6 separate regions of the Homo sapiens genome follow, and all the other regions are linked to region 6. Evidence: chromatin loops called from intact Hi-C (ENCODE). Cell type or tissue: IMR-90. All regions are shown on one strand.

What was found. Peaks named below come from ENCODE experiments on the same cell type or tissue, not always from the same donor. Only the 100,000 strongest peaks of a DNase experiment are listed, where the experiment ranks them.
Region 1: a loop joins it to region 6, with 5 times the contacts of the local background. A loop is called at or near these places in 4 of 110 quality-filtered maps.
Region 2: a loop joins it to region 6, with 2.3 times the contacts of the local background. A loop is called at or near these places in 3 of 110 quality-filtered maps.
Region 3: a loop joins it to region 6, with 2.4 times the contacts of the local background. A loop is called at or near these places in 4 of 110 quality-filtered maps.
Region 4: a loop joins it to region 6, with 3 times the contacts of the local background. A loop is called at or near these places in 5 of 110 quality-filtered maps.
Region 5: it touches region 6 in a loop (2.4-fold over the local background); 2 of 110 quality-filtered maps call a loop at or near these places.

Annotation. Positions count from the first base shown.
Region 1 is chr12:24,376,171-24,381,170 of GRCh38, forward strand. It overlaps a transcript of SOX5 not described here. Among named protein-coding and RNA genes, the nearest start is that of SOX5-AS1, 160 kb to the left of the region's middle. In IMR-90, no CTCF peak of the experiment used is centred here; a DNase peak (open chromatin) is centred at 2,541; H3K27ac peaks cover 885 bases.
Region 2 is chr12:24,224,410-24,229,409 of GRCh38, forward strand. SOX5-AS1 (SOX5 antisense RNA 1) reads left to right here. Exons shown (of 5, transcript NR_120472.1): 2 at 2,752-2,978; 3 at 3,302-3,409. It also overlaps a transcript of SOX5 not described here. Among named protein-coding and RNA genes, the nearest start is that of SOX5-AS1, 3.6 kb to the left of the region's middle. RefSeq lists an enhancer at 2,586-2,880. In IMR-90, no CTCF peak of the experiment used is centred here; a DNase peak (open chromatin) is centred at 2,742.
Region 3 is chr12:24,357,190-24,362,189 of GRCh38, forward strand. It overlaps a transcript of SOX5 not described here. Among named protein-coding and RNA genes, the nearest start is that of SOX5-AS1, 140 kb to the left of the region's middle. In IMR-90, a CTCF peak has its summit at 3,042; no DNase peak of the experiment used is centred here; H3K27ac peaks cover 630 bases.
Region 4 is chr12:24,726,651-24,731,650 of GRCh38, forward strand. The region is part of intron 1 of LOC124902897; the gene reads left to right. Among named protein-coding and RNA genes, the nearest start is that of BCAT1-AS1, 91 kb to the right of the region's middle. In IMR-90, a CTCF peak has its summit at 1,927 (motif pointing left); no DNase peak of the experiment used is centred here.
Region 5 is chr12:24,285,357-24,290,356 of GRCh38, forward strand. It overlaps a transcript of SOX5 not described here. Among named protein-coding and RNA genes, the nearest start is that of SOX5-AS1, 65 kb to the left of the region's middle. In IMR-90, no CTCF peak of the experiment used is centred here; no DNase peak of the experiment used is centred here.
Region 6 is chr12:24,558,953-24,563,952 of GRCh38, forward strand. It overlaps a transcript of SOX5 not described here. Among named protein-coding and RNA genes, the nearest start is that of LINC00477, 23 kb to the right of the region's middle. In IMR-90, no CTCF peak of the experiment used is centred here; DNase peaks (open chromatin) are centred at 2,739, 3,279 and 3,579; H3K4me3 peaks cover 3,250 bases; H3K27ac peaks cover 3,665 bases.

The DNA of each region.
Region 1 (5,000 bases), 180 kb before region 6:
TTAAAATGTGCGTCATTGCTCCTTTTACAAATTCCAAGAACTTTTGCATTTTTTATCTAACACAGAGGTACTTGTGGAGGTAGCAGTGTTGCATTGGAACCCGCAGCTGGAACCCATGGGCCTTATTCTCTGGGTTTACCAGTTAGCTGAGGGTTCTTGGATGAGCCACTTGATCTTTCAGGGTATTACGTTAATCACATGAAAGAGCTGGTTGACACAACCTCTAAAGTTCCATCCTGCCCTAATATTTCTATCTTAAGTAGATGATAACTTCTGATGGCATCTTAACCTTGCAAATTCATGAATATAGGCACCAAAAAGCTAAACAATTTGCCAATCATGGTAGGAGAACTGGTAGCATGAAAAGACAGAGATGGTAAATGAGACTCAGATGGTCAATAATAATCATAAAAGCAAACATTTAGATATTTTATAGTAGCTCCTATGAGTAGGCAATGTGCTAAGCATTGTCATGTGTTACCTGGCTTAATTTTCAGAATGATGCTATGGGAGAGATACCTTTTTTTTTTTTTTTTTTTTTTTTTTTTTTTTTTTTTTTACAGAGTCTCACTGTCACCCAGGCTGGAGTATAGTGGTGCAATTAAGACTCACTGCAGCCTTGATCTCCTAGGCTCAGGTGATCCTCCCACCTCAGCCTCCTGAGTAGGGATTACAGGTGTGTGCCCCATGCCCAGCTAATTTTTTGAATTTTTTTTTTTTTGTAGAGATGGGGTTTTACCATGTTGCCCAGGCTGGTTTTGAACTCCTGGCCTCAAGCGATCCTCCCACCTCAGTCTCCCAAAGTGTTGGGATTACAGGCATAATCTCGACATGGCCCCACTGGGCCAGCCATCCTCTGCCCTAAACGTCTATCTTTGATGCATTTCTCCTCTTACAGATGTAGATTTGTCATGTTCCGCATCATTCATCTGACTGAAAACCAATATGCCAACTACAGCCCATACTGTGTACTACAGCAAAAGCACACTGCTCTTATCCATTGGAATATGGCTCCACAATCAAAAGTTTAATTTTTGCTCCTTTCCAACATACACTGACAGGGAAAGGTACTTTTATTATATTCATTTTATAGATGAGAAAACTGGCACAGAGAGATTAAGAAATGTGCTCAAGTTCACACAGCTAGAAAGTCTTCAGCTAGCTCTGCTCCCCCATTCATTGCATCCAAAACAATTCAATTAAAACATAATGAAAAGTGCATGACAAACAAAATTCTAGAATCACTGTACATTACAAATATTTAACATAACCATTTCTGAAACTAAAACTAACTAAGAATGCAGAAAAATGTTACTGAAAATTTACTTTCATGAGGTATCAGTGTATAGACGCAAAGTTGAAATTGGAAGACATAATCATGTGTTCATTTTATTCTAAAGATAAGAAAAATGAGTTGACTTAGGGTAGTGGCAGGACTGTGCCTGGAACCCAAGTACCCTCTTTTCCAGCCTCGTGCTCCTTCCACTGTTTTCCTAATACATATTTTTGGAAAGACAACAGGAATTCCTGTTCTCATTCACTAGCTGTATAATCTCTTGCCTCAGTTTCCACATCTGTAAAGTCTGAGAAACAATAATACCTACTGCATGTGGTTGTTGGGATCCTCACATCAAACACTTAGAACCATCCCTGGTACCCAGTAAGCCCCTAATGAGTGCTGGTCTTCATTATTACCACAATAGCAATAGAACATTTGGAAAATCAGAAGGTCAAAAGGTCAAGAGCCACTCAACAGCTTGGCAAGGAGAGCATAAAAGGCATGTAAATCGCATATGAGGTATTCCAGACTTTTCATGTAAAAACTCCATTCCTTACTCGCCTAAGCACACCATGGAAACAACAGAGGTAAATAAATTGTTGTGGGGACTAGAGATGCAGAAATCCTAAAAGAAGTAATTTTACTGGCAAAGTTTTAGGTAGAATTCCTAGCTTCCAGCCTTAGCTTCATCATTGATAGTTGAGCTGTGGAAAGTCAAATTTCGTCTTTGTGTCTCAGTTTCCTTCTTAGAGCTTCCCTATCCAGGGATACTTTTCAAAGTTTCTCAAATTTCATTAATAACCGGGGTCTAAAAGGAGATTCCATATATTAATTTTAAAAATTCTAACCAAATGAACAATGTACAATCTTGATTCCCAAAACTTTTCTTCATTCTATTTTGCATCCGATTTCCTGCCATTATTAACTCGGTTCTGATTATAGAAAAACATACATAATTTGCAATTCAAACAGTCTTTAATCTTAAAAGGGTTTCCATTGTGGAAGAGAGAACAAGTTCCCCTAGCTCTGTCCTTGGCATAGCCCATCACTTGCTCAAGGGATCTTAACTCATAAAGGAGGAGCACTGTATAGCTTTAAAATGACTTCATTCCCATATTTACATATTTTTAATAGGGCTATGATGAATCTCCTTCCGCTTGACTCCTATTTTGAGCTGTGATATTTTAATCTCCATTCTTGCTGCAACTTAGCAGATGAATGTGCAGTGTGACAGAGCTCAGAGGAAATAGTATAAATAAAGCAAAGTGGAGCTATGACATCTCACATTTTATAGCTTTTTTATTGTAGCCGAAGCATAAACAGAGCACAGCTGTGTTATACTTACCGCTGTGAGCACTCCCTCAATCCGCACCCCCTGTTGCTTTTAAAAAGACAGTGCTCTTATTCAAAAAGCTTTGGCTGTGGGTAACATGGCCCCACCGGGCCAGCCATCCTCTGCCCCAAACCTCTACCTTTGACGCATTTCTCCCCTTACAGATGTAGATTTGTCATGTTCCGCATCATTCATCTGACTGAAAACCAATATGCCAACTGCAGCCCATACTGTCCTACAGCAAAAGCACACAGCTCTTACCCATTGGAACACGGCTCCACAATCAAAAGTTTAAATTTTGCTCCTTTCCAACATACACTGCACCCAAATAATTTATGCACCCTCTCTTACTAGGAGACAGGAAATTAGCTGAAAGTATTCAAAACAGTGCACTCTCTTAATGAGAGCCCCCTTTTAAAATGAAGAAGTTGTATTTCTCACTTTCAAGTTAACTCTTAGTCATGTTTGAGTGAAAGTTGGAAATGCCAAAAAGGCCAAATAGAGTGAAAGTTAAAAGAGTGGTGTTGAGATGAACAAAATAATTCTACGTGCTAATGCAATCATCAGGTTTTAGAATGTTTCAGGCTGGTTACGTATTTCAATCATTCTGAAGAAGACAGTATGACGGATAGCATGCACCCTCTATCCCCTAGCAATTGAGATTATATAATATGGCTGATTTGTCCAGAACAGGCACCTGATCTAATCCAAGCCAATCAGAGTCTTTCCTTAAGATATCTGATTTAAGGAGAATGGATAAAGCAGTGAGCTATAAAATTCCAGTGCTGTCATCAATGGTGACATTTCCTCCCATATGGAGAAATCTCTATTGCAGCAAGAAAGAGTGAAGCCGACATTCAAAGTGACACAGAGACAAGAGAAAGGGATCAAGCCCTGACAAAGTGTGACTCCCGGGTTCCAACTGTTCCTGAGGCCCAACTACATTCCTGTCCTTTCCCCTCCTTGGTTATTTGCCTTCCTTGTATTCCTTTACCCAACAAATTCCAGGCTTATTTCTTAAACTTCCTCAAATCGGATTTTTACCACTTTAAAAAAAAAAAAGAGTCCTAATTATTACACCTTCCAGAAGATTCTTTTTTTTTTCTTCAGATGGGTTTAGATTTATTCTTCCTTTTTCAAATACCACCACACTATTTATGGGAGGGAGGGAAAACCCTCTGGGCTTGTAGAGGAATGTGTAATGAAAATTCAAAAGACACATGCATCCAAGTGAAAAGAATATAGGGGCATAGTAGCCTATACACCAGTGAAGTGAAATGAAAGACAGGAAGATTGATTTGCATCATCATTAACATGGAGGGAGAAAAGCACAAGAACACAATAACTGCAAGAACCACCTCCATTGACACACGTAATTGTTTCGAAACAACAGACTCAACTGGGCTAACATAGGGGCAAAGTTGGTATCCCAAGCTTCTCAGCTATCTATCCGCCCAAAGTTGCTCTTCTGCCAAGCTCATTGTTTACCAAGCTGCCAGCCCAGCCCAGGGATCTGATTAGCAATTTGCACTTTTGTGAGAGGATTAACAGAATTCCTTTGTTTTGATGTCGGATTATCAAACTGCATCTTTAAAGAGGTGTGACCTCATCCAGATTCATAAGCCTGCTCCCTTGAGAATGACTTGAATTTTACTCCACTTGCGCAACATATAATTTCATAAAGGAGTTACTGTCAAAACATGGTACTCAATTCTTGATGTGTGTGAAGAAGCACATTTGTAATGTAAATAACCTCAGAAGTTTTGTGATATTTTAAAATAACCCATCTGGTGGGAAAACAAGGATTTTCAACCCATTTGGTTCCAGCACTAGTAAATTAGTGTGCCTCTAACTCATAGAACCCAGAGATAAACTCCATCGCTGGGCTGAGCCTCATGTTGCTTTTATTTTAAAGGGCATGTATTTTAATTGTCCCAGAGTTCTTGATATATTTTTTTTAAAGGAGGGCACAATGCATAAGTGAGTAAACTGAGGAAAACCAAAGAATTTGGCTGCAAAGTGACAATGATATCAAATCATCTACAGCATAGTTCATATGAAAAAGGAAAATCAAATCAGAGTTTTGTATTTCTAACTGTATTCTGCAACAGTCAGCTAATCAGAAAAAGAAGTCCCTAAAATCTCCATCCAAATTTGAAACAAATAAAATTTCCAAGGGGGGCATCTATAGGGCAAGATGCAACAAATTAAGTGCAGACTTTGCACTACTGTAATCCTTACTTGAGGGGCACTCCTGAATAGAATGAAAAAGAACAGTGTGGCCTACGGAGGGCATGCATTACTAGTGTGAAGACCTTATCTTTGGAAGTACGTAAAAGCACAGCCTGGCCATGACAAATGCCCAAAACGCCAGACACGGCTGCAGAT
Region 2 (5,000 bases), 330 kb before region 6:
GAAAGCCAATCACATTATTCCTTATTTTTGCTTAATATTGAAATATATTTTTTAAAAGTTCAAATGATAGAATTTACTCTAGCAAATGAAATGTAAATAAGATAGCAAATGATTAAGAATATTCTGAGGATGTATGTGTGTGTGTGTGGGTGTGTGTGTGTATGCAGGCACTATGTGTGTCTCTCTGTGCCAGAATTACAGTTGGTGAATTTCACTTCATCAGCCAACATTATCAGGAGGGTTGCATATTTATTCTATATATCCACATTTTTAAAAAATTTCAGATCTTGCCTTCTTTGGCTGGGAGTATTTATATCTCATAGCTTTTGATACAGGGAACTGATGTTTCTACTTCATTATTTTTTTCACTATGTCACTGCATGAGCACTGATAAGTGCAATGGTATGACTTATTTAATATTGTGATCATTGATTTATCTCATAACTAAAACCTTACCCACACAGAGGCTACATAGGCTGAATAAATTCCTTCCATTCTCTTTAGAAACACACAGGGTGCTCACTCTCTCTTTACACAGCATTCTCCCATCTTCTAGTTTTCTATTTAGTGTGTTGAATTCTCAGACTGCCGCCCCTGGGTGAAATTTTGCTTATTTAATTATATGGCCATTGGATAAAAGAAATTACTTAAGTGCTAGACACACAGTAGGTATCCATACATTTTGGTTATATCGAACACAAATTCTACCCAGATCAAAAGTATAAACCTCATTGTGACACGAACATACCCTCCGCTTTCTTTCCTTCGCTCAGGTGGAAAGGAATGTCAGGACCAAAATTTGAGAACATGAATCTCTAGTTATACCTAACCCATCACCAAAATCAGCTTGCCTACCAGTAATTTTCTTTAAAAGCTCAGTGCTTAAAGGAGGTCCAATACAAGCCAGTTTTTCAATGATACACATAGTCACATCTTTGTTTCACAAAAGCACTGTAACAACCCAAAAAATAAAGTCATTTAGGGAAGAAAATTGGAAAAAGCTTTGAAACTTTAAAACTTTTGGGCATCAGGAAAAGCCATTAGTTGAGTAAATTAACAATTATCAGAGGTTTTTTTTTTTTTTCCCCACTTAGAGTTACATTTCATTTTCTTAAAATAATTTCAACAATGGCTAATTTCTTGTCTCCAAAATAGTTAACACCAAAAGCACATGCTACACACTCAGGAGAGTTGGTTACACATTAGTAGAAAACTGTACTTCATTGTCATTGTTGATGTTGTAAATAAAAATTAAAGCAGAAAGACAATATGGTTCATTAGGAAGCAAGTAATATTTCCTATGATGGTGTTATATTTTTAATGATTGTAATGACTTACAAACTGGCAAATAATTTGCATAGATACTATATCCCCTCTTCCCAGAATATATAAGAAATCACATCACTGACTCAAATTATAATTGTAAAAGTAGAAAAAATGATTAATAGTTCCATTTATTCTCGTCTCTCGCCAAAAGGGATGGTAGGAGAAAAGGAGAAGGAATTCCTGTTAGTTGTAGGAATCAAAGAAACGTAAAGTTTAAGTATTAAATATAGTGGGATAGTACCAGTAATATGTACAAGTCAGTAGGAATCAATCTCTTAAGTGCTTCCCCCTTCACTTCTCTTTGTTCTTTAGGAGAGTATTGGCCTGAAGTACCATTAACAATGATTACCATTGGGCTTTCCATCCAAGTTAATATCTAACATCTCAGATATGTTCTCATCTTCGATCAAAATTTACTTTTAAAACATATATAATATTCTCATGGTTCAAAAAAAAACTATGTAAGATAACTCTGGACTCACTTCCATCCCCATCCCTTTTATTCATTCACACCCACACAATATACATTATTATTTTCTTGATTAAGGCTTATACTTCCTGTATTATTGCAGGAACAAGCAAATGTATGTATTTATTCTTATGTGCCCTTCTTTCTTATGCAAAAGACAGCATTCCATATATACTTTTGAAGTTTTCTTTAAAATTTCCACCTAAGAATCTTTCTTGGAAATGTCTTCCATATTACTGCATAGAGATCTTCCTCATTATTTTATTTATTTATTTATTTATTTTGAGATAGAATCTCACTCTATCCCCCAGGCTGGAGTGCAACGGCACGATCTCGGCTTACTGCAACCTCTTTCTCCTGGGTTCAAGCAATTCTCCTGCCTCAACCTCTGGAGTAACTGGGATTACACGCACCCGCCACCACGCCCAGCTAATTTTTGTATTTTTAGTAGAGTTGGGGTTTCATCACATTGGCCAGGCTGGTCTTCAACTCCTGACCTCAGGTGATCCACCCGCCTTGGCCTCTCAAAGGGCTAGGATTACAGGCGTGAGCCACCACGCCCGGCCTGTACAAATACTTCTGTAGCAAGAAACAACTCTAAACTTTCTTTAAATTTAGAACTTATATTAGGGGTTTCAAAACAGTGATTGAATGAATGAATGAATGAATGAATGAATGAATAAATCTACTGGATCCAACAGCAGTCTGACACAAGAGCTTGGGGATAGTTCTCAGCAAATATAAGCCTGATTTAGAGTTCTGAAGGCAGGCAGGTGTATTTAGCAAGAGCTTTTTCCTACTCTTCGGAAAATGAGACAGCCTGGAGATGAGGTAAAGACCACCTTTCCTGCAGTTCCTACGTAATGGACGTAATGGACAGGGTGCATCCTGGTTTGTGGCTTGAGGCTGCTGTTTGTCCAAGTAACACATTCATTCTGTTGTTGTAACCCTTACAGGAATGATGACTAATGCTTTGAGGAAACAGCAGACGTCAGACAGCAAGCCCAGAAAAACCTGCCAGCACCAAGAGGGTGTCCTCAACAGGCGCCTGGGGGACATATTATTCTAACTAAAGAGACCAGAGCTTCCCCAGGAAGGGAAGAGGAGAGAAATGAAGAACGTCTGTGTTCATGTTTGCCAAAAACAAAAGTCTGAGAAATCTCTGAGAGACTCTACATGGGAGGTGAAATTTACCTTTTCTAAGACCATTGTTGATTTTCCTTTTACCCTTGAAGTGGACTGAAATATCACTAATGGTGAGAGGAAAGCTCAGAGGTTCTATTAAAGAATGTGAAATAGGTTAATGCTTCTGCACCAAGATTTGATTGACTGTTAATACCAGGTTTTAAAATTCACTTGTATCATTTATAATACAAATACCTGATTCACCTGCATTCTTTTGGTGGGGGGCGGTGAGGGAACCTGGGGTGTGAATGGCCTCCTAAGCAGCAAAATCATTGCTAATATCAGCATTTTGCTGTCTCATCATCTAATTATCACATACAGGGCACTAATCGAAGCACCTCATTTAAAGTGAGAAAAGCTTTGCTAAGGGCAGATGATTCAGCACGGTATCCTTCGATGAGTACTGTCATCTCAAATCCTTTTTAAGAAGTAGGTATTGTGTAACTAATAAGTAAAATGAAAGCATAGAGTTTACTAATAAGTTACATGTTCCATTTTTTAAAGTCTCTGTAGTCACGATCATCCATTTTCCCCAAAACTGCCCTGTCACATAATAATATGCATACATACAAAACTTATTTCATGTTTAAAAGGCATCCCAGAGAGATGAGATGTGGATGGGTGTGAAGAGTGGATCTGGGGAACCGAATGGGTGCAGATGTCTCCACTGACAAAGAGAAAGGCATATGGCTTCCTTCCTCCCTGGTGTGCCCGGGTCTCAGAGAGAGCTCTAGATTTCCCTGTGATAAGCTTCTGCTTTCGAGCTCCACTGGGAAGATATTTTGTATGCCACAGAAAACCAAGATGTTTGCATTCCCACCAATCCAGGGATAAAGCATTTTCCTCATACAGACACAAAACATACAGTATATGAATGTTTAATGGAGGCTAAAACTGGGAGAGGAACAGAAAACAAGAACAGAGCAGGTTAAAAAAATATCTGGTTTCTCTCTATCAAAATACTAATTAAAATTCATGTTCATGGGGATGATTATACATATGTTTTTGAACTAAAAGTCTAACCTGGCACTATTTTTTGGCCTTATTTTTGTGACAACATTTTTGTCCATATGGCATGAAGTGAATCATTTTACATCTTTTTTTAAGCTCTATGTGTTTTTCTTGTTGTCTATTCCCTCTTCTCCCACCACACACACACTGGCAGCCGCTACCAAGTTACCAAATGCCAACTCAACCCTGCAAGCTGGCTGCATGGAGCTATATAGTACTGGCATCTTCCTTTCTTTGCAGAAATATTCTGTGTGTGTGTGCGTGTGTGTGCGTGTGTGTGTCTGTCTCTCTCACACATGCATGCATGCACACACCCCACATACATACCATTGAAGCACCCTGAATATTTCTCCTTCATTTCCATGCTAATCTTTCAACTCCTCGGGATTCTGCCCAGCTTCCAGTGTGTGTGCGGCACTGGCTGCTGGCCTGCTGCAGAAGGCCACACCAGCTTATTTGGTGCCTCTCACCCCTGGCCTTCCTTCTCCATGGCATTCTGACAATTAGTGGTTCACTTAAGAACTGCTATAAATTAATGGTTAATCGAGCCCATATAATTAGTTTATTCACAACAAAGTGCAAGACCCATGATTGTCCAGTGGTTCTCCCCCAACCCCAATTTCTCGTTTTAAAACTTACAACAATCCATATCCCCACTTTGGCAGACAGGAGAACGCCCCTTATCTGTAGTGCAGCCACACCACCTGACCGCTTGGGTTGTGGATGGCACACGTTTTGTACACGTGCTGCCTCCACCAGCATCAGGCACCGCCGAGTTTGTGTGGAAGGGCAGCAACTCCACCTAACAAATGTAACTTTAACAACAGTAAAACAACCTAATAGCTTAGCATGCCAGGGGGCTAATGTGGCGGGCCATTTACTGCTGCACTAAATAGCCCCGGTTTGATTCTCATTGCCAAGTGTCGAACTGAGAATTGCAAGGCAGGAGTAGCTCCTAATTCATTAGATAAAGGGGGTCATTGCTCATAGGGCTGGGGAAACTGTAGAA
Region 3 (5,000 bases), 200 kb before region 6:
GGTTATTTATCTTCCTGTACCGCCATTAACATGAAGGAGGAGAAATTTCGAGGTGAAATATTTAAGAAATTTTTTTAAGACAAGAGAAACAAGACTTTAGGACCTCTTCCTTGCTGCATGCCTTCAACAGCATTTATTTAGTGCCTACCAGATGCAGTGCACGAGTATAGGTTCTGTGCAAAGATGGGAAGGAGAATCACGCATGTATCCTGCCTGCCTCCTCAGAATCCTGCAGTGATGAAGACGCCATCATCACAAGGAATTAGAATGCAAAGCAGGAGGTTCCAACGGAAGCACAGGGAAAATGCTACAGAAATTAAAAGGAGATAAGACTACCTACCCCACCAACCACAATTGAAACTGTACGCCTCAGCCAGGCTCGGTGGCTCACACCTGTAATCCTAGCACTTTGGGAGGCCGAGGCGGGTGGATTGCCTGAGCTCAGGAGTTCATGACCATCCTGGGCAACACGGTGAAACTCCATTTCTACTAAAACACAAAATCTTAGCTGGGCGTGGTGGCGTGGGCCTGTAATCCCAGCTACTCTGGAGGGTGACAAGAGAATTGCTTGAACCTGGGAGGCGGAGGTTGCAGTGAGGGTAGATTGTGCGACTGCACTCCAGCCTGGGTGACAGAGCGAGACTCCATCTCAAAAAAAAAAAAAAGAAAGAAGAAAAAAGAAAGCCTATTGAAATTGTATGCCTCAGTTTAGCCAAAACACCAAACAAATTTTCTATATTTTAAGACTTACATACTTTATTACAATCCCTTGTTTTGGGTTACCTACCTCCTTTGTCTGCCTATAAAATCCATGCCTTGTCTACTTTGTTCATTACCATATTTTCAAGACTGGCACAGTGTGTGGCACGTAACGGGCATCCAATAAATATTTGTTGAATGGATGAGTGAACTATTTTGTGATAATAAGAAGCAACTGAATCTGATTCTCTACAGGATGGTTTTCTGAGTTTCTTACTATCTTATTGAAAATCACCAATAAAACAGATGGGAGGTTTGTGTAAAAATGTGGGACACCTCAATAATTATAGATACTACATTTAATTAGCAAAATTGCTAAAACATAGCCAGGATCGAATGACTATTTTTATATAAAATTGAGGATTTCCTTTTACCAATAAGAAGCCTTCTTTGCAATCCAATAATCATTAGTGATTACAGTATTAATCACAAAGGTGATGCACAGGAAAATTCTCTGAAGTGTTCCTTTCTCCTCTTTGTTTTGTATCTTTCCCAAGAAATAATACTTAACTGCCAAAAAAAATTGTCCTTTCGGCGCCAATGGTCCCAGCTACTCGGGAGGCTGAGGCAGAAGAATGGTGTGAACCCAAGAGGTGGAGCTTGCAGTGAGCCAAGATCGCGCCACTGCACTCCAGCCTGGGCAACAGAGCGAGACTCCATCTCAAAAAAAAAAAAAATTGTCCTTTCACTGTCTTCCAAGAATGGTAATTTAGTTGTTGCTAATAAACATTATCAATAAAAGTGGAAGGTTACTACAGCAAGGATTACAAAGCAATAAATGGCAAGCATAGGTCATTAATCAAATCCACTTGAAGAACAGTTAAACCAGATAAAGTTAATTACCTTTACATTCAACTATTTGCTATCTAAATCATTTTGCTTCGTCAAACATTATCTAAAATAATATTTGCTACTATTTATTAAGCATTTATTTATAGACACTCTGGATAGTATTACATACATGCTTCTTCACTAAAGTCTCACGTTTACCTTAGAAAGGAGGTATATATCTATCCCCACTTCTCAGATAAAGAAAGTGAGGCATCAAAATTGTATCCTGGAAATTGAGGAATCCAAGTCCACCATGCTTTGAACCCCAGAAACATTTCTACTCCAACTATTCCATGCTTATCAGTACATAATGCAGTGACTACGTTTGCTTTGGCTTGAAATTCTCATATATTTCAAAAGGAAATTCTTCTTGGTAGTAGGGACAACTTTAAATTGAGCTTTTTCAAGTCAGTATAATGTGCAAAATACAAACTTAGTTACCTGAGTTGAAAACTATATCACATTATCCCATGAAAGAAGTCTTAAGCGATCTGATTCAAAATATCATTTTGATTATGGTGCAGAGGATTACTCATGAAGTTAAGGCTGGGTGAGGGCCTTGATGCTCCGGTCTTGCCGTTATCTGATGGATGAGTTAGGACACACACCACAGGATAATTTTGACTAATTTATCTACAGGCATCTTGCTCTTGCTTTCTCCCACTGTTCTCTCAAATGTCTTGGCAACATAATACCTTTTGAAATGTTTACAAGGGGCACTAAAGAAAATGGGCATGGAGGAAGAAGTTGTTCTTCTTGCTCCCCCTTAGCCATACTTTTGGGAAGAGATCTGAATAATTCAGACTCCAAAAACTGTACTCTTTCTATTGCAACATATTGCATTCCAATAATTTCTGCTGGTTTTAAGAAGTCAACAGAAACCCTGCTTTTGCATGCTCTCGTGCTCTTTTCTAAATTTAATTAATACATATTTTATCAAGGGATAAGGAAGAAGGCTAAGATTTTTTGTCATCAGCTTCTAAGACATCCAAATGATTCTAGACATACCCTACCTACTCTTGACCTGCAAAGACATTTGAATAGCCTTGAAAACAAAAAAGCTGTCTCTTTTCACCACACTTACATCATTCCCCAATTCTGGATTTAAAAATAGAATCTTCACTCACAACAACTAGATTTTTAGCTTATAATATGGGGAATAAAGGTCATAGGGAGAAAATGAAGAGGATTAGTGGAATTGTATAGAGAAAGAAAAGGAAGAAAAGAAAAAGGATGGCAGGGACGGAGGGAAGGGAGAAGCTGAATAAAATAAGGGAAGGAGACAGAATCTTTTTGTTATCCACAGCCTTTGGTAAAGTTACTTAGAAGTTTGCTTTAAAACAAAATTGCCTCTTTCAGTACTCAGTGATATTTTATTTCTGTGTAACTTCCTCCTCAAATAGGTTAATTACAGAGGCAATTAGTCTAGCTACACACAGGATGTCACTATTCCCTTATATAAATAGAACCAGCACACATGTTTCAGGCAGAGAAAAATATCTGTAAAGACCAAATTTCAAAATGTTATGGAATTCTGTGCAGTGAGATGCACTTTTGCCCAGTTTGGGTGAAATTTCGTGTTTTCATCATTCTTATTTGATGAATAGTCCTTATGTTTTATTATTCTCATGGAAATTCTTTATGTCAACTAGGAAAATCAGCTCAAATTATCATAAAAAGTCCAAAAAGTAGAGGGATCATGGCACTAGGTAACTGAACAGGAGTAAGGCCTTGTTAGCAAGGCAAATAGATAGGAAAAGGAGAGCTAGAACTAAAAAAGCTAATCTTATTATTAGTTTAAGCAAATATTCTGACCTATGCAGCCTCGAGGTTTTTTGTCTGAGTACTTCATTTTACATATTGAAAGTGTGGAAATTAGTAACTACTGTAGTTCTGAGATCTTAGTGGTTCATAGCGCAAGAGGCTTTTAAAGTGAGCTGTTCTAAAAACTGGATATATGTATCCCTGGGTCGCAAGATCCAGACTGAGTGATACACATGGAATTCACAGGAAAACTTGTTAAATCACTAATAATGGCATCCATTTTCGCCTGAAACCCCTAACTACTGATTATTGTTTATACATTTATCAAAACCAAAATGATAAAGTGCTCTTCAAAAGAATAAATTGCTATATCTAGTACTAAATACATATTCATAGAGGGCACTCCGTCCTTCTTGATGGTAGCTACCCAGGATGACAAAATTGAAAGACGCTGATGACACACTAAACATCTATGGTTCATTAACTCGCTTGTTTACTGTGGTTACAGTGAAAGCAAGGTCTTAGGTCAGCTCCTCGTATCGACCAGCACATTCCTTTCTCTTCTGTGGCCATAGAATATTCCATGCAGTTTTGACTGGCTCTCTCAAAAAAAAGTTTGCCATTGGTCACACCATGGCCTGAGAGAGGAAATTACATGACCATTACAACAACAAAAACAATGCAGATCCCATTTCTTGCTCAGTGATGGCCCCAGTGCATTCTTCTCATACATGAAACACTGCATGTTGCTTATAAATCAACCTAGAAAAATGTATGCTCGAGCCCTGAGATTACTCTGCCTGGGTGTGAATCCCGCCCCACCTCTTACTAGCTATTGAACCATGGCAAGTTATTCAATTTCTCTGTCTCCATTTCCTCAGCTGAAAAAGTGGGTATAATAATACTACCTGTTTCATGGGGTACTGTAGGAGGCTTAAATTATATAATACAAGCAAAGCCCAAGAACAATTCCTGGCACAAAGAAAGTCCTCAGTAAATGACAGGTACTCTAAGTATTCTGCACTGAAACAAACAGTGAACCAACAGTGATGAGGCTTTTTCAGGTTTTGTGTGTGTGTGTGTGTGTGTGCGCATGTGTGTGTGCGCATGCACGTGCGCACACGCACATGTGCATAAATATACAGGTCTTGCATTTAAATTTAAACCCCTATAAGAAAAAGTGGAATTTTAAACGATGGTTAAAATTGACAGGACAAACTGAGCCCTGTAAAGACCTCCATCAGCACTAGAATCTCCCCATAGTCTAGCCTGTCTGGTACAGCAGTCTCTCTGGGATTTCAGTTCAGGCTTACCTGAGTGTACAGCAGCAACAAGGTAGAATAGGCTTTCTTCTTCTACTCCAAGAGTCCAGAGCTACGCTGATGACACAGGGATGGGCAGAGACTGGAGTGATCTCCCTTCCAGAAGATGAACAGTGCCACTGAGAACCTAAATAACTGTTTTATAAGAGATCATTGGCTTTACTGCTTCTGTGTGACCTTTCTGTCCTATTTCCTCTAGAGGGTTTGATGGTGGGTGGGTAAGTCAACTATGCAGCTAAGTCAGCTAGGCAAATAAGTGTTTTGACTACAGTGCCTACAAATATAGAGATATGTGCATATGTATATTCTTTCCCATGCATGCAC
Region 4 (5,000 bases), 170 kb after region 6:
TTTTACTATCTGTCTGTTTATGCATCCTGAAGTCAAAATTTTGTAATCCCAATGAGAAGGAATATAAATTTTTTTTGGAGAGGAAAACAGATTCGAGTAAGTTAATATTATCCTGCACATATATTGTCTGTTCATTGTATTTTATGATTTACCTAAATTTTTTTCCCTCAAAATTAATCTGGTGAAATCACTGCTTTTCCCCCCAAGTGGATATAAAATAGGGTTGTGCATACAGGACTATTATATGTTCGTCCTATTTACAGCCTCATTTTTCTTCTTACTTCCCACACAACCACATCTTTGGCTTTCATGCCTCTATGGCTTTGCTCAACCAGGAGCACCTTTGTCCACTGGGTGTGGGGTAGATTTCTCTTCCTCAGCTAAATCCTCTTTCACTTTCCTCAAGGAGCCCCTCAGTCTCCTTTGCTCCCATCTCATTTTATGTAGGACTCTGGGGTAGCACACATTAAATGAGTGCTGTGGTCTGAATGTTTGTACCCACCTCATAACTCATATGCCAAAATTCCAACCCCTAAAGTGATGGTATTCAGAGATGGGGCCCTTGGGAGGTGATTAGGCCGTGAGGGCAGAGCCTTCGTAAGTGAAATTAGTGCCTTATAAAAGAGACCCCAGAGAGACTCTCATCCCTTCCACCATGTGAGGACACAGTGAGAAGGTACAGTCTGTGACCCAGAAAGGGGGCCCTCACCAGAGAGAGACTCTACCTTGATCTTGGACTTCCCAGCCTCTACAACTATGAGAAATCCATTTCTGTTGTTTATAAGCCACCCATTTGATGGCATTTTGTTTTAGCAACCCCAACAGAGTACGCGACAGTGACCCAGTCCCACTGGGAGCCTTTGTACTTAGTGTCTCTGCTGCCTAGAGTGTTCTTCCCTCCAGACAACCACACAGTTCACTTCTGTACCTTCTTCAGGTCGTTTTGCAGAGAGAGACAGAGACCTTATCTCATGACCCAAAATAAAAATATAGCCAACCTAATCCTCTCCTGGCCCAAGAGGCTTCTCTCCTCTCTCTGCTTTATGTTTTCTCCTTAGCATGTATCGTTATTGAACATACTATAGAGTTCACTCATTTTATGTGTTTATTTTATTTATCTAGATTATTGTCTGTCTACTCTAGTGTAAGATTTTTGGCCATTTTATTTATTATTTACCTTCTTATAACACCTGAAACACAGTAAACTCAATAAATATTTGTTGAATGAATGAATGAATGGGTGAGTGATGATTCTGCTCTTGCAATTACATGCTTATTCCCTTATCCATGTTCTACTCATCCTTATGTTTTCTTCAGCCCTTGGCACAGTGCTGGGTACAGAGAGAGGGTCCACAAATGTTTACTGAGTAAAGGACTGAAGTGAATTCACCGTGCCTTTTTTATAATTGAGATAGGATGGAGATTTCACCCTAATTTATGACATATTTTTATAATACCGTAAAATAACAGTACTTCCTGAGCAAAAGAGGCAGAGCTTTTTCACCAGCAAGTGGAAAGATATAAAGTATCCATAAATTGTTCTGGTAAAAAATGAGTATTTTAATACCTTTTTTTCAGTAAGACAACTCATGAAATTCCACAGCAAATATTTATTGAGTATCTAGTGTTTATTAGGCAGTTTATAATCACTAGGCTTCATACACAGTCAAATAATTTAAAGTCAGCTCCAAAGTGGACTGAAACAATAGAAGATGTAGAAGAGTTTTACTTTAATATTTCTTTAAAAAATATATTTCTGTCTAGAAATTCCAGTACTGTCCATTGGCTGCAAGTGAAGAAAAATAAAACCATAAAGTGAAATTCAAAACTTTAATAAAAGAGCAGAATCTAAAATATAGTAGCAGATAAAGCAGAAATAATAAATGAAACTGGATTGAACAAGAAGGCCATGCCACCTTGTGGGTACTGGGAGTATTTTACCATCCTCAATATCTCTCTACAGAAAGAGTGACCAATTACAGATTAAGAAACTGGGGAAACTTTCACTACCTTTTTCATGGTAAATAAAATACATAGTATTTACTTTTTGATGCTGTAGCCATTGGAAGCAGTTTTTTATCAAAATGCAATACATCTTAAGCCACTTTGATGAAAGAAATAGTCTGCAGGTGATGAGGTTGTAATGTTTTAAATAAAAAATAATCTTTTTAAATGAACTTGAACATCTATTTAAAGATGTGGTCATGTACTCTTTCCTTTTCATTTTTCTGAACAGAAGAGGTACATTGTTAATGAAAGAAAGTGTTTTAATAACAAAATCAACAACACATATACTCCTATGTAATGTCCTAAGGAATAATCGGAAATTTTAATGCCTGTGTAAACTTGTACCAATCCATAGTTTAAAATTTAGTTACAGATATTACGTAATGAGTAACATGATTTTTCCGAAAAATTAAAACTACTAACCATGAGGGTACAAAATGTCTCTGTTGCTTATAGATAAATCTATTATTCTTTTAAAATGAGAATTTGGAAAAAAAATTTTGCAGGTTAACAAGAATATGAAGCAACATAAGGTTTTCTAGAAGGCAAAAAATACAATTAATTGGCCGGGCACAGTGGCTCACGCCTGTAATCCCAGCACTTTGGGAGGCCGAGGCGGGCGGATCACGGGTCAGGAGATCGAGACCATCCTGGCTAACTCGGTGAAACCCCGTCTCCACTAAAAATACAAAAAATCAGTCGGGCACGGTGGCGGGTGCCTGTAGTCCCAGCTACTCGGGAGGCTGAGGCAGGACAATCACTTGAACTCAGGAGGCGGAGCTTGCAGTGAGCCGAGATCGCACCACTGCACTCCAGGCTGGGTGACAGAGTGAGACTATGTCTAAAAAAAAAAAAAAGAATACAATTAATTTTTCTTATAAGAAGACTTGTCGCTGATCTCAAATTAGAATCTTAGAATCATAAACTTTAAAACTGGAAAGTACCTTACATGGGGCAGGAGGACCAATGACTCATTCTAATGAATCCCTAGGCAGCTAAATTATTTCAACTGAGAAATTACCGGAAATCAACAAAAAAACTTCCTTATTGACAAAATACAATAAATAACAAAAACAGAGTTACTAGTATAATTGAATGCTAACTGGAAAGGGTCTTAGAGATCATTGAACCCAGGGTTTCCAAAAGATATCTGTGATACTCTATTCTTAAGAGATATTAAGGTATGTCACCAGACAAAAAAAATTTTGGAAAATACTGTACTAAAGTCAGGCATAGTGGCTCACACCTGTAATCCCAGCACTTTTGGAGGCAGAGGCAGGAAGATCGCTTGAGCTCAGGAGTTTGACACCAGCCTGAGCAACACAGCAACACAGGTGAGACCATGTCCCTACAAAAACAAGAAAAGAAAAGGGAAAAGAAAAGAAAGTTAAACCATGTGTCCAACTGCAGAACATTTCACAGATATCAATATGTCAGTGTACATTTGAACAGCATAGTATGCAGTAATTCTCAATTTATTTTATCACAAAATTACTTTTACTTTTGCAGACAACTTCACAGGTCTGAAGTACAAATTTGGGGAACTCTGAGCTAAACCAATTTCTTATTTTATAAAGAAGGGATTGACACCATGTTGGTATGTGACTTGCCCAACCCAACAAAACTGAATAATAGCAGAGGCAGGACTGGGGGTCAGTTTTCCTTAAAGTCAGGGATTTGTTCTTTGCATCATGTCATACTGCATCATTCTTTCCAAATTGTCATAATTCAAAACTACTGCTCTAAAAAGTAAATGTGTTTTTAAAAAAGTTCACTACAAATGTTTTTTCACAATTTTATGTTGTGTTTTATACAACCATTACCATCAAAGGACCAACATCCCCAACTCAGCCCCACCCCTAAAGCTGACACTTCCCAAATGACATCTTTGTGGTTTCCTCAAAGTGAGACCACCAGATAAGAATAGCAATACAAATTAGTTTGATTAACTATAGTGTTTCTGCCTCTTTGGGGTTCAAACCCAGATGTGTAGTCAAATTGGTTGGCTTCACAATGTTCATTTTGAGAAAGTGTTTTTGACTATAAATGAAGTGATTCAAATATTTAGAGAGAAATTTTCATGCTTACTCAGTGATGTGAAAAACCATGACATTTACCAAAAATAGGCACTCATATGTCTACCTCTGACTTTCATGTGGAGGAGTGGGTAGAAGGAGAAGATATGGGGTCTAGGGTTGAGTGCAATGAAGGTGTGTTGTCCTCAGGGTCACGGAATGAAGGTGTAAGTGAACTCAGTAACATATCTACAGTTCCTTAGCCATTGGGACATTGGCTTGGAAGCCCAAGGCTAGTCTGCAGATGGCTCCAGAATGTATTCTCCAGCCTCCTGGAATCCTGTTCTGGTGCAGATATGCATTAGGTTCTACTTAATAAAGCAATCTTGATTGTTTTAGGAGATGGACAGTCACATTGCTGTCTAGCAAACAAGGCATGCTGAACTTGACAAATTATTTTAAAAAGAAATGATACAGAACTCTGAGAACAAGAAACTATGACCTCAATTTAAGAGCTAGGAATACCCATTTTTCAGGATAGACTCCCATCCACTGATGCAATTTGTCCCTCTGAGGCATCTGTACTTCCTCCTCTTGTTCTCTGTATGCTCAAACGAAGGGAATTTAAGATTATGTTGGCAACACTACTGGAGCTGTTTTGTTTTTTTTTTTTTAAGCTAAATAAAAAGAAAATTTAAGACTCTCATTTGAACAACCTGGGTCCTAAAACCCTGCTGTTGAAAAATAGGTGGTGGTTTTGTTTTATTTTAAACTGTTTGCAATTGTCATCTTAATAGAATGCATTAACTAGACAATTGCTTGGCTTTCAAAGTACATTTTTCAAGCCCCTGTCAACTCAACTTTTTATAAAAAGAATGCAACAAAAAAATAGAAAAGAGAAATACTGAATATTAAATCTTTCTTCAACCCACTGTCTGATTCTCTTAAGGTCTCTGCTGATATTTTTAGGATTTTAGC
Region 5 (5,000 bases), 270 kb before region 6:
AATGCCTTAAGTATGATTCCCCACATATAATATTCATGTTTTCATGTACAATCTATTTTACATGACAATAAACAATCTATTCTTATTCTATACCTTTTGTTGATTGCTTATCGATATTCTTTACAAACTTGCTTTGTCTTAATCTATGGGCCAGTGAAAGAAGAGCAGCGCTATACTGGTTCTGGAAATTCTACATCAGTGCCTAACATCATGGAAATCTGCCTAGTCTATTTTAAGGAGGTAGCTCAGTCTGGCATGAAAATACATTTTTCCAGTGGTAGGTGGCAGCGACTAGTTAACCAAGTTTATGTCTTAGACAAGACATGTTTAACATGTAGTCATTTGTTTATTTATAACAAAACATGACCTTCCAGTGTTAGGAATAAACACACACACATCATAAAAATGACTGATGTTCAATGGCTCTTACAAAATTACATTTTGAAAAATTATGGGATGATGAATCAAACATATAGATTACATTTCTGTGAAACAGACATGTGCTTAATAATTAACGGAAAAAGATAAAAATAATATTTATAATTTTGTCTTACCCAAAACACTTGAATAATTATGTAATCATATAGCTACATGAAGACATCCTCATCAAATTTGAACTAGAATCTGTGAGGAAATTTTAAAATATGAAAACATCTAAAACAGAAATGATGGACTTAATCCACAAGCTGAAACTTTAACCTGCTTTAATATAAAGTTTTACTATATAAATAAAAAATACAGAAGAAAACATTTGCTTTAAGGATAATTCACAAGACCTTGCAATGTTTGACAATCACAATGCAAGCAAAAAATGAGACGTGACAGTAAAAAAAGAGAAAAAAGGGAATACAGTTAATAATTGTAGTGTCCAATCAAATGTAGGTAAAACTAACACCAATGGTAAGACAATATTTCAAACACGAGTTCCAGACTAGTTTCAATCCTGTATATATGGAACTCGACAGTCAGAAAAGATCAACCCAGAGCATAGTGTGCATGACAATTGTGCTAAATCGGGTACTATTAGGAGGAGAAGATACATTCAGTTTGAAAAAGATCAAATTCAAGAGCTTGGGAGGGCCAGTCATAAAGTACAATCAGATATTTGAAGGGTTGTCATTTGGAAGAGTAAGACTAGATATATTGTCTCATGCTCCAGATGAAAGAACAAGAGTTTTTTAAATATATAAATTTTTTTAGAGACAAGGTCTCACTCTGTCATCCAGGCTGGAGTGCAATGATACCATCATAGCTCATTGCAACCTCAAACTCCTGGGCTCAGGTGATCTTCCTGCCTCAGCCTCCCAAAGTGCCGGGATTACAGGTGAGAGCCACTGCATCTGGCAGGATTATGGGGACACAGATCTCAGTACATTATGAAAAATAACTTTTTAAAATAAGCTATCCAGCAATGGCATAAACTAAAGGAAGCCAAATGACTTAGGGTGTATGAAGGGCTGTGGATACAGAAAGAACGGGTCACTCTGGCTTTGTTACTTATCCAAGTGATCTTGGACACAATTAACCCATTTATGCCTCATGTTTTCTCATTGGTAAATTTATTCCAGCATACACCATACCAAGGAAAGGTAAAAGATCAAACAGAGACTGACTACAGAACCATCTGTCAGAGGTCTGGGAATAGAATTTTTGAACTAAACTAGATATTGGGTCATGTAGCTTTAAGACCCATCCTAAACTGAGACTAAATTATTCTAGTCCCCGAAGTTCAGGTGGATATGTTCACTTCAGGCAGGAATGGTTGGTTCTAAATATTTAAAAGCGGGAAAAGACTGTTGCAATTCTGCAGTTTTAAAAAAGTCATAGCATCAGATAGAGAAAAGATATTCATATTTGACCCAAAAGAAAGCTAAATAAAACTTACAAGGTATTTTTAGTTAATAAAACACATGTAACATCAGAAAATAAGTCAGATATGATTATTTAAAGCAGCAATATTCATTTTTGAAAAATTTACAGTATTAACTTTTTCTCGTCTTTAAAATCTCTACTCAATTTACAGATAACTTCTTGGATACAGAGGAAACATGAACAAAGTACTTGTGCTTTTTGAACACTAAGTGCTGCTTCCTTGCCGCTGTCAGCCAAGCCCTTCCACCACTCCTTCAACCGTGCCTTCTGTCATGGCTACTCAGCCCATGGCAACCCAGAAGAACACAGAAGCGCGAGCTCAGCAGGGCTAAAGGGCATCTTAAAAACAGTGATTCTCAAATCCTTTTTTTTTTTTTTTTTTTTTTTTTGCAGTGCCCCAGGGTTCTTCTAGTTATTTTCAAGGAATGCTCTAAAATTTTCAAAAAAATTCTTAAAATCATTTTTTCTTGTCCTAAAAATTATAGATCTCTTTGGGCTTTTCAAGTCATTTTTACTTAAGCGATCTGATTTGAGCTTCAGCAATTCTTTATGGTAGGTATGACAGGGCTGATCCCTCTCTTACAAAGAAAAAACTCAGAAAAATTCTTACGAGACCCCAAATCACAGAACAACAATGCAGCAGGAAACAGGCAAGAACCCAAGTCCAGTCCTCTGTACTGCCCTCCGTACTCTATAACAGATCACACCCAGGAGTAAGAACTGGCAAAAAGGAAATTTTGGAATCCCTCAAACTATGGAAGCGTTAATTTCTTTCCAGGGCCATGAATGTTTATCAGGATTATGCAACACTCTCTATGTGCCTTCTTATTCATTGACAGAATATTGTTTTTACTTTTAAAGTGGGATTAGCACAGTGCTTCACAACTGAGGGTGATTATGTCCCTGGGGGACATTTGGGAGTGTCTGGAAATATTTTTATTGTGATGACTTGGAGGATGCTACTGGCATCTAGTGGGTAGGGGCCAGGGATGCTTCTAAACATCCTACAGTGCCCAGGACAGCTCCCACAACAAAGAATTATCTGATCCAGAATGGAAGTGGTGCTAAGGTTGAGAAACCCTGGATTAGCAGTATTTTCATTTAAGCCATCTGTTTTTGTCTCTTACTTTTGTTACATAAACATAATAATGCTTTCAGAGTATAACATTTTCTGGGTGCTAATGACTGGTTTGGCCTAAGACTATCAGCTCTTAGACAGTCACTAATTCCACAAAATGCCCTATGCCTTAATCTTTGCTGTTTGACAATGCATTGAACAGTGGTTCAAGTGACAGAGGTCACCGTTACTGAGATAAATTGTTCATAAAATAATTTGTCATGGTATTTATAACAGTTTGCTTATAAGAGTGTTAAAAATAAAGCGATGCAAATGGAGAAAGTCAGAATTACACATTTCAATAATATGAATTGGGAATGGAAATTCAGTTGTGAATAAAGGAGTAACCTTTGACTTTTCTGTGTATAGCACACATTGAAAACCTTGCAACAATGCATGTCCAACCTTTAAAAAAAAAAACGTGGTGAGGAAGGAGTGTGCGGCCCCTCCCCACCACCTGCACACCAATCTTTAAAAGTGAATTTGGTTCTCTTTTTACTTGCGAAGTTTTTCAATAGACATTATAATAATTAATAATCTATTCTCAGAGAACCTTTTATTCTTTGCCACAGTTCATTCTCTGTCTCATGATGGGAGGTATCTTTCTTGCTTAGTCCTTAGATACGTAACCACCTAAATAATGACTTTGAACTTAGAAACTTAAACTTTTTCTTTCACATGTCCCTTTAAGAATCTGAAGAGGGAGGCCAAGGTTGCTTGAGCTCAAGAATTAGAGACTAGCCTGGGCAACATGGTGAAACCTCCTCTCTACCAAAAATACAAAAAGTAGCCAGTCATGGCGGCTTGCATCTGTGGTCCCAGGTATTGGAGACTCTGAGGCAGGAGGATCACTTGAGCCCAGGAGGAGGAGGCTGCAGTGAGCCGTGATCGCATCACTGTACTCCAGCCTGGGTGACACGGTGAGAACCTGTCTCAAAAAAAAAACAAAAACAAAAAAGAATCTGATGAAAGTTACAAACCTAATCCATAAAAATACAAATTTCCATATTGACAGACCATTCTTTCTGAATCTCTTGCGTTTCTGTACTTGTTATGAGTAAAGGCACTGAAGGCCTTTCTTCAGGACGGTCTTAAGGACATTTGTATCTTTTTTTTTTTTTTTTTTGAGACGGAGTCTCGCTCTGTCGCCCAGGCTGGAGTGCAGTGGCGGGATCTCGGCTCACTGCAAGCTCCGCCTCCCGGGTTCACGCCATTCTCCTGCCTCAGCCTCCCAAGTAGCTGGGACTACAGGCGCCCGCCACTACGCCCGGCTAATTTTTTTGTATTTTTTAGTAGAGACGGGGTTTCACCGTTTTAGCCGGGATGGTCTCGATCTCCTGACCTCGTGATCCGCCCGCCTCGGCCTCCCAAAGTGCTGGGATTACAGGCGTGAGCCACCGCGCCCGGCCGGACATTTGTATCTTGAAAGCCTTAGAAGATAGAGCTATTATCTTCCTGTAGAGCAAAAGGCAGGTTTGTTTACCATCCAGTATCACAAGGATAATGTCTCACTTAGGGCCAAAGGTCAGACATGCTTACTGTGCATTATAAAAGCCTGGGGTTCCCTAAGCTCAAGTTTTCTGCACCTGAAGTGTAAACATCACCAGACTCTCTTTCAATCACCATGTGGGAATCAGGGCTCAGAAAACCGGTACAAACGCTAATACCTTGTCTACTACTCTCCTTGTGAGTACTAAACTTTCCTTTGTCTGCGATCCAAAAGTCTAGTGTCTTCTGCCAGCATTCATAGAACTATGCAGGCTGCTGTATTAGCTTAAAAATAGGGTAAAAATCTCAGACCCTTCACAGTTCTTAACAATGCACCCAGAAAACATAAGCATACTGTTTTTAACAGATGGCCATTTTATCCTCATATCCAAATCCAGAAGGCTAAAAGTATTTATTTTGATATCTTAGTCAGTAAACAGAGGGGAATGACCATAGACTCTAATATCTGAAAAGTACCTTAAAAATCATACAATGTTAGGTTGATTCCACAAAAATATATTTG
Region 6 (5,000 bases):
TGTGTGGTGTTTTTTAAGATAAACCAAAATGCCTTTCTGAAATAAGTTTCAGATCCCAAATCATTAACATATGAAAACCAAATGCAGACAATTTACAAATGGGTGTTTTAAAACAATGTTTGGAACAAAATTGGACTTTTATTTCATTAACTATCTACAAATCTAAGTTCAGGATATAGTTTATTTGAAACAGCCAAGCACTTTCTTCGCCTTTAAAATAAATCTTCATTTCTCAGACTAAAAATTTTTGACCAGTGCATGAGGGAATGCATTTGACTTCAGGCCTAGACAAATAAGTTTCCAGGTTACTCTCAAAACTCCAATTATAGCATTCTCTACCACTGAAGTTGATTGGATATTGGGTGAATCATCCAGGTTATGCCAATCAATTATATCCAACAATTATACCTGCTGGAAATCTAAACAGTATTCAACATTAGAACTCTCCGTTATTTGAAATCCAGTGTATTTTAGGAGATTAGGAAACATAAATTTTGTCCTGTAAGTTTTACTTTTTTATATAATCTGAACATACCCTCAAATCAATGATTACTTATCACTCAGAAAAAGAACAGAGCTTTTCAAGAAGGTAGTACATACTGTAAGCATTAGATCATATTTTAAACTTGCTTTGTAAGTAAAAAAAAAAAAATTCTTTAAGCATTTAAATTCATTCCTTTAACTGGAAAAGGTAAATTTAGAAATTTAAATTCTCCTTATCACTCATAACTCACCCCCACTGAGGACAACCAAAAAGATGACAACATACCTGAGTATAAACTTCACTCTTTTGCTATTTACTATTTATATACTCCACAGATAGCATCTTTCCAAGTGTATATTCATTTTTTTTCTTTTACCAAACCACGTGTCAGTCTAAACAGGATGTGCACTTACATGTATAGAACTAACTTAATTTGAATTAGCCATTGGACCTCAAATGCCTAGTTATTTACCAAACAGGTTTTGGAGTTTTGAATTCTATATACAACATGCCATTCAACCAGAACTGTTTAAGCTCAACAACAAAACTAATACAAGCTTTCCGTATTAAGAATTGAAGTTTTTCCTGTATTAAGAGTTTACACTTGCAAGTCTGTGTCAGATTGGATCAATACTACCCACTCAAAAAGGCTACAAAATGAATTTTTTTAAACCCACAGCAAGAAAAAACTGTTGATTCTTCAGGAACAAGGTTGTTAGAAGAGAGATCACTGGAAAGAAAAGGGGGAAAAAAGAAAGAATTTCAAGCAAGTATGCTACTATGTAATTAACACAAATAACTAAATAATTATGCACATCCCTTCCCACCCCCACAATTAAATGTTTTTAAACAACTCATGTGATGAAAGATCTACCTTTTAGGCAAACAAAAGCAATCCCTAGCAGTTTAAGGATTTAAGGCTGTATTGCATCAGTTTTAAGTGATGCTTATGATTTTTATCTTGTATAGTTCTGAGGAATAAACAGTTGATGGCATAATTTGCAGGAGAACTTTGCACAGTGCCTAAAAGAACTTCCACTGTAAGTACTTATGATTTTAAATCATTGTGGCTGAATTTATCTAGGCTTCTGCCTGGGAGCTATATTTAAATCAGGAAGAAGCACCCCTAGAAACTTTGTTCCATGTATCTGCATTTGAAACCAGATTCCTTCCCTATCTGAGCTAACAGCAATTCTCATACAGCTGAATTCCTTTAAAATTAGACAGATCAAAATTTAGCAGTTCTGTAAAGGCTCTAAGAAATCGTCCTCCTTTTAAATGCTATAAAAGTCAAACTTGAAAAACATTTCCGTATACTTTAAAGCCATCTGGCCCTTAACCTAATCACTCTTGGCCATCGAGCCTCACTCCCGTAATCCTGATCAAAAATTTTCCTCTGGTTTTTCTGATGGAAATGTCCATTGCCTACAAATCTCACATGTGCCTACTTCATTGGCCTGTTTGTGTCTGTGTGTGTGTTTTCAGGGTACTAGGGGCCATTATTTATGAAAAGCAAGGAAACAAATCACTGTCCAGTCCCTTTGCAGATTCCCACACTTACTGCCCCAAATCCCACAGATTTCCCTTGGTCCTGCCCTTGGCTAAAGAACTCTGCTGAGCCAGAAGGCAGTCCCTGGGGACACCTCCTTATGCCTTCCTTGACAAAGTCCTTTGGCTATCTGGGTATGTGAGGATCTCAAGTGGGTTCCAGCAAATCCCTAAACTTTTGTAAGAAAGTACAGTTGACTGCCACCCAGAGTGCCTGGACTGCCTGGCACCGAGTGTAGGGCTCTGCATATTCACAGGATTCCTCGTCTTGACCTGCTTTAGCTGAGAAGGGAACACATTAAAATGAATTCACATTCATCATCACATTCTGAATTTAGTCACAGAAACCAGCGTCTTCAGATATTCACCAGGGTCAATCTATTTATTAATATAGTCGCTTTGCAAAGTGTAGGGAAAATGACTAATAAAATATGTAAACAGTGCTTCGTGTGCATCCGATCAATACTCAACAAACTGCTGCTCTCCAACGCAAACATTTCCAAATCCAATTTGATTTCAACTCGTATAACCTCTTTTCATTGCTTCTTATTGCTGTAGCCCCAAAGTGCAAGCGAGATTTCCCAAACCCGCGCTTAAAGTGACACAACACGTGAGTGGTCTTCACTTGGTACACTGAGTGAGGTGGGGGGAAAAAGTAGTTGCAATTAGAATTAAAGCTTCCGGTCTCTGAAATCCCTAGAATCCTGAAGGATGAGACTTGTTTCAGAAATTCCGGGCGGGAGGGAGGGGGAGTGGTAGGGAGAAGGATTGCAGAAAGCGAAACAAAAAGACGAAAGAGTCGGGAGGTGGGGGTGACTAAGGTTAGGGGGTGGGCCAGGGGTCGCTCTGATATCCTAGAAGGGTTAAGGGGCTTTGTCCAACTTTTAGGGTCTGGCCTTGGACATTGGCCGCGATGCCCAGCACAGCCCAGGGTTCTCCCCGCACTCTCCTCTCGCATCAACCACCTCCACCGCCACCACTTACAAAACAATACCAGCAACAGTACGCAGGCTTCCCAACAAAAATAGAAAGTTATCCCGTCTCCGGGTCGGGGTCCAAGCCGGCGCTCCAGGGTCCCCCGGCCAGCCGCCCCCGGGGATGACAGGGCCACTCCGCGCCTCGGGCCGCCTCCCACCTCTCCGCCACCCCCAGCCCAGTCCCCCTCCCTCTGTACTTGAGGAAACTCCGGCGGCGGCCCCCTCCCTCCTCCGCGGCTCTCCAGCTGGAGCCGGGAAGGAGTGCTGAGTGGCGGGCCCGGCGAGCGGCAGAGGGGAGCTCTGCGCCTTGGAGGTCTGCCCACAACAACATCGGGACGAACAACAAAGTTAAAACGCAGCGATTCACGCACCTTACCCGGTCTCGTTAATGCCTCCTCCGGCGTGGGATGCAAAGTGGCACAGAGGCGGGCTGGGGGCCCCCGGGAGGAGACTGGAGATGGGTTTTGGTGGCTCGCCTTTTTCACTCTGTGTGTGTGTGTCTGTGTGTGTGCGTGTGTGCCGGTGTGTGTGTGTGTGCGCGCGCGTGTCCCTCTCTCTCCCCCCGTCTCTCGCTCGCCCGCTCGCTCGCGCTCCCCGTGTTGCTCTCAAGGACGAGGTGAAATCCCTTTGCTGGTCATGAGGCGGCTTCAGAGACAAACAACACAATGCGAGTGCAAATAACAAAAGGCAAAAAGACAGTAGGAACAATGGGGGAGGCGAGGGCAGCGCACCAGCCGGCGGTCACCGCGGCCCGGCGCCCGCCCCGGGGGGTGCGGCGGGGGCGGGGGGGGGGCGCGGGGGCGGTGCCGGGGGCTCCCGCTCCCTCCAGGTCGCCCCCGAGCTCCCGCAAGCCCACCCTGACCTCCTTCTTGCAGCTCGCCGCCCGGCCGCCCTCTCTATCCATCCGAAGGGAAGGAGCCCCAGAGTTTTCTTCCCCGTCTGCTGCAGAGTAACTAGATTGTAAATAACGCGGCGATTACCCACACCGTGCAGGAATTTTTTTTTTATCTGCCCTCCACTTAAAGGAGCGATAAAAATGAAATGGCAGGAGTGGAAGGAGCCAGGGAGAGCGGGATATCTCTAGATCTCGATGGAGCTCGCATCTATAAATACGCATTCATGTTTAGTCAAGTCCCTTTGTCAACTTCTTCCCGGCGCCTGAGCCTCAGCCGCTGCTCTGCGCCCAGGACCTGGCCCCTCCCGGCCCCCTAGTCCAGTGGTCAGGCGGTCGGGCCGGCAGGGAGGGCGCGCGCGGGGGGCTGCGGGGTCCGTGGAACCTTTCCGGGAGGCGAGCCGCGGGCTGCTGGGCGCGGAGGCTGGAGCCGCGAGAGGTTCGGCTGCTGAAGCGGCCACTGCCTCCCAGAGCCAGGCTCCGCGCCGCGCGTCCCCGCCGCCGCCGGCACTGTGCACCCACCTACTCCTCGGAGATTGGGGTAGGGGAAAAAAGTTTTGAGGCGCTCTCATCTCTGCCTCCGGGGTGGTTGAACTGGTTTGGTTTTGTGTTAAGCGAAGCCAAAAAAAAAAAAAAAATCACCACACACACACACACACACACACACACACACACACACAGACACACACACACACCCCAACCCAATGCCCAAGAACCAGGGAATGAAATTTAGTGATATTTAGGGAGAAATAAGGCTGGGCGCTGGGCTCCGACTCTTTCTGCCGCGACACTTGAGTGGGCGCGTGGAGCCGAGAGAGACCCTCAGAGTCCCATCCCCATCAGAAGAAACTCCGTCGGTGATGCCCTGAGCAGAAGCTGTGGGGCTGATTTAAGTGTGTGCTCTGACAGCTCCCGGGCTGCTCCGGCGCTTATCTCTTCTAATCTTACTTTCATTGACTTAAAACAGCTGCCGGTTTGCCAGGGGAAAAAAATCCTATTAAATCTCAAACCAGGGTGGGGCGGGGGCGGGGGTTCCTGACAGTGATCTTCCCAGAGCTAGTGTCCAGAAAAGAGCAGGGGGAAGGGAGAGCATTCACGG